2 separate regions of the Homo sapiens genome follow, and region 1 is linked to region 2. A link is an interaction called in ENCODE POLR2A ChIA-PET data of the cell type or tissue named here. Cell type or tissue: OCI-LY7. All regions are shown on one strand.

Evidence for each region. Peaks named below come from ENCODE experiments on the same cell type or tissue, not always from the same donor. Only the 100,000 strongest peaks of a DNase experiment are listed, where the experiment ranks them.
Region 1: POLR2A ChIA-PET joins it to region 2 with 5 read pairs; 3 of 35 experiments call an interaction of 5 or more read pairs at or near these places.

The regions. Positions count from the first base shown.
Region 1 is chr13:51,119,786-51,122,285 of GRCh38, reverse strand. It overlaps a transcript of C13orf42 not described here. Among named protein-coding and RNA genes, the nearest start is that of C13orf42, 9.8 kb to the right of the region's middle. In OCI-LY7, a CTCF peak has its summit at 1,199 (motif pointing right); a DNase peak (open chromatin) is centred at 1,205.
Region 2 is chr13:51,238,165-51,240,664 of GRCh38, reverse strand. The region is part of intron 2 of FAM124A (family with sequence similarity 124 member A); the gene reads right to left. Among named protein-coding and RNA genes, the nearest start is that of FAM124A, 17 kb to the right of the region's middle. In OCI-LY7, no CTCF peak of the experiment used is centred here; a DNase peak (open chromatin) is centred at 1,544; H3K4me3 peaks cover 381 bases.

The sequences.
Region 1 (2,500 bases), 120 kb after region 2:
CTGGGATTACAGGCGTGAGCCACTGTGCCCAGCCCAATGCTTTCTTTTCTAATCATATATTCTGGTCATATATATTTCTGATATATATTCTTTATATATGTAAATATATATTTTCAGCATTTACATTATACCGTATTTACTATTTGTATATTTTCAACCTTCCTTTTTCTCTTAATATACTAAAAATATTTGTGTATTTAAATATTCTTTTTCTACATGACTTCAAAACAACACATTTGTGTACTTAATACATGAAATATTTATTATACAGACACGTAAAAGGGAATGTATTGTATATACTGTTTTACATTGGACTTTTTCCGCTTATTACATTGTGAATATCTTTTTACATTATTAATTATTGCTCTAAGACATCATTTTTAGTAACTGCTGTGTTCCATTATACAAGTGTAATTTATTTAGCTAATTCTCAGCTGTAGAAAATTTATGAGGCCAGTTGCGGTGGCTCACGCCCGTAATTCCAGCACTTTGGGAGGCCGAGGCGGGTGGATCACAAGGTCAGGAGTTTGAAACCAGCCTGGCCAACATGGTGAAACCCCGTCTCTACTAAAAATACAAAAAATTAGCCAGGCGTGGTGGCACTTGCCTGTAATCCCAGCTACTCGGGAGCCTGAGGCAGGAGAATCACTTGAACCCGGGAGGTGGAGGTTGCAGTGAGCCGAGACCACGCCACTGCACTCCAGCCTGGGCAGCAGAGTGAGACTCTGTCTCAAAAAAAAAAAAAAAGAAAATTTTTTTCAGGCTAGAGTACTAGAAGTGGAATAGCCAAATCAAAGTGAATGCACAATTTTAAGGATTTTGATATGTATTTCCAAAATACCCCATACAAAAGTTATTCCAATAGATGCTGTCACTAATAGCATATTAGAGTAACTTTCCCTGAAACTTTCCCCACCCTTGCAACCCCAGGTATCATTTTTCTCAAGGTCTGGTCTAACAAGTATTAAATGTGGTTTGGTTTTAATTTAAATGTCTTTGGTCGCCAGTGAGGTATGCAGTTTGGAATGATTCCACACTTCCCATGGCACCGTTCTAGGTCTCTGGGCTCTGATCTGCTTGGTGAATCCTTCGCAGTGTTCCTCAGGACAGCTGCGCGCCCTTCTGAGTGCAGGAGGGCAACTCTATCCTGCTCTCAACCCTGGGCTCAGCTACCAACCACTACAGCTTGTGTGGCTGGAGAACCCTTAAAACCCAACCACCAGGGGGCAGAAGAGGTCAGGGTTTATTATGACGGGCATTTATTTGTTTATTGAGACGGAGTCTCGCTCAGTCGCCCAGACTGGAGTGCAGTGGCGTGATCTCAGCTCACTGCAACCTCTGCCTCCCAGGTTCAAGAGATTCTCCTGCCTCAGCCTCTCGAGTAGCTGGGATTACAGGCACGTGTCACCATGCTTGGCTAATTTTTGTATTTTTAGTAGAGACAGGGTTTCACCATGTTGGCCAGGCTGGTCTTGAACCCCTGACCTCAAGTGATGCACCTGCCTCAGCCTCCCAAAGTGCTGGGATTACAGGTGTGAGCCACCTCACCTATGACGGGCATTTTACTGAAGAAGAAACCAAAGGCTTTCCCAAAATCACACAGCAATGACTGACAGAACCGAAAATAGAACCCAGGTCTTCTAACTCCACATCTGGTGCCTTTTCAGGACCTCTGAAGTTAGAGACAAATAAAGAAGGTGGGAAGTGGTGGAAACAGTCTCAAGGCATTTCTCCTTTGACAGATATTCAGATAACCATTTTTTATGATCATAAAAAGGTTGAATCTCATTTAACACATATTTATAAAGCTCCCACTACATATCTAGAAGGGCAATGTGGATACAGCAGGGAGCAAGAGCATTCACAATTCCTGCCCCGGTGGAGCTTCTCATAATGCGGCAAGGATACCCGCTTCCAGTGACACAGCTTCTGCGTTCACATCTTGGCTCTATCACACAATAGATATAGGAGGCCGGGCACATCACTTAAAAAGGTCCACTTCTAAATGTCCCCATCTCTGTGGTGGGGACAATAATCATACCTGATAGGTAAAGTTATAGGATTCAGTGAGATGACACATGTAAAAGCCCAGCATACGTAGTCAGTGCTTGCAAATATTAACCATGATTATTACTGTAATTCTCAAGTGGAACCTCTACAGATGAAACCATTTACATTATTAGTAACAATGGCAACTATTATTGAGTGACCATTTATTGAGTGCCTATAAATCAGCGCGGACTTCAATACTTTCCTAAACTTCCTTGATGGTAATAATCCTCTGGGATGCTTTCTTTTTTTTTTAAAAGGAAAAATTCCCAGATTCTCCGATCTCTTTGAGTCGGGAGTTCCTCTAGAGGGCCTTGGGAATCTATTTGTTTTTAAATTTATCATTTTAGCCATTTTTAAATGTACAATTTAGTGGCGTTAAGTACATTCACACTGTGCAGCCACCACCATCCGCCTCCAGAACTCTTTTCATCTTCCCAAACTGAAACTC
Region 2 (2,500 bases):
ATGAAGAGCAGAACGTGTTATAATCTAACAGATGGCGAGCCCTTCATCACACTGTCTCATAGAGAGACCTCTAACTTCCCAGTTCAGTCTATCTGTGGCCCTACATGTTTGAGCCTCACTCTCCTCAAGCCTGGGGCAATGAAATATTAAATATGGACTTGTAGAGAAAGGCCCAATTATCTCCATAATTGACAAAGGAAAGACGTCTTGCAACTACTGTTGTTACGAAAAGGAAAATCATTCTTCTAAGCACAGGTTGAACTGCTCAGCTTCACTTCCTTTGTGTGCCAATAATAACGTCAGAAGATGTCAGAGTCAGGTCAAAATAAAAAGGGGAGTGAGAGCATGTGGAACATTCCTTCCCTTCCCGAATCAGGTGATGTGCAAAATAGAAGTTTCACAAATGTGGAAGAAGGAGAGAAGGTTTAGAAAGAAGGAAGAATGATGGGATCATCTTAGTTTTCTTCGACTCTGAATTTTGTAACCTTGAAAGGATATGACTTGGCTTTTTGTATCATATTTTTCAGCTACTTCTAACTTGTTATACCATCAGCAGTTAAAGACAGCAGTATGGATGTTGAACAAAGATAGAAACTGTACTGGAGTGGAAAATATTTTCCATAAAGGCTGGACGGAGCACCAATGGCTTTGCTGTGGCTGTTACTGTAGTCCGAGGCTGGAGCAGGATTGTCATCAATACCACACTTCCAGTGAGGGCAGCAGAAAAGATTTCCCTGTGGTTCTCCAAAACCTGAAAGTCTCCCCGTTTATAACCGACTCCATAGAGTAATTTTGCTCATTGTTATTGTTTAAAAAACCTACTATCTATCTACATATGTATCTATCCAGATAATCTTTTGTGTACATAAAATCACAATTTTTATGACACTCTCATCCATGTCTGTGGGAGAGTGAAATGGCACCTTTGGAGAATACCCTAGCAATAGGGATCAAAAGCTTTAAAGAGTACAGTTTTTACCCCAGCAATTCCAATTGTAGGAGTTTTTTCTAATAAGGAAGGATATGCACAAAGACCTATTAGAAAGATGTTTTTGGCAATGCTGTTTACAGTAGTAAAACAGTGAATACAACCTATAGGACCAACAATAGTGAACTGGTGAATAAAGTACAGTGCAAAAATATAAGGGAATACTGTATGAATAGTCAAACTATTATAGAGATGAGTTTCCTGGCATATAAAGATGTTTGTACTATAGTTAGAAAATTAGACTATAAAACAAAATATACAATGCCATTTTTTAGTAAATTATTACCCAAAATGTTATATATCTACATAAATATATAGATGCTCAGAAAAAAATCCTACAAAGGCAGACACCAAATTATGTATAATGGTTGCTTCTGGATAGTAGGATTCTGGGTTTGCTTCTCTTTGCTAATCTGTATTCTCTGATTTTTCTGCAATGACTATGTATTATTTGGGTAGCAAAAAATTATTTTGAAATTGAGAAAAGCACCAGGCACATCAAGGTAAGGAGTAGTGGCAGTTATTCACTTTCGTTTCCTGTCTTGGGGGAAATCCTGATGATTCTGGTAGACCAGATATCCCTGAAGTACCACTTCAGCTTTTCAAGGGGGGAGAAAGTAGTCACGAGAAGTCTGCCTCCATTTTTCTTTCATATCCCGGATGGAAATCAACACCCTCTGTCGAGTTGAAGTCACACAACTAAAACTGACCTTTGAAACCAGAAGGACTACACCATATTTTTTTTGGAAATGGATGCCAGCGTAGCAAAGCATCAAAGGAGTTGTCTGTGTCATATACTGTCCTTACCCTGTGATTTCCTGATGCATATCTTTGGTTATTGCTTTTTTCTTATCAACTGTCAGATAGTTAATACTGCCTAGCTTTTCAGGCCCCCATTCAGAGGACTCTGAATATACAGGCCCCACACCATGAAATAACAATCTAATGGACTCACACGTTCAGCTTCAGTAGATTCCTTCATCTCAGAGGTTTCATTTGCCACTTCCATGGTCCAACAGGTAAGGCTGCTACCTGCTTCTCAGACAAACCCCAAACACACACCTCTACCCTCTTCATAAGGGATATATCCCGTGTTTTAGAATAAACCACTCTCAATGGATAAACATATTTTCAATTATCAACTTAAAAATGCAAATATCAAGTGAAAAATGTTTTTCATCTAGATATTAGGTGGATCCTAGAGCCTATAGGTTTTAAAAATTAGAACCCAAAAGTAAGAGATTCAGATAAGCCACCTGTATCAGGGATGATTTAAGAGCGAGCTTGCATAACGAAGAGATGGGCTAGCTCGGTGCTCCTCAAACTTTCAGTACATACAACTTACTGGCCTCAGGAGGCCTGGGATTCTGCATTTCTAACAAGCTCCTGGTGATGCTGATGCAGTGGTCCCTGGACCACACTCTGAGCAGCAAATTTTCCAGTTTGGTGATTTTATACGCTCTACCAGGCCATTAACACCTTCCCTGGGCAGCTGACAAAATGTGAAGCAAG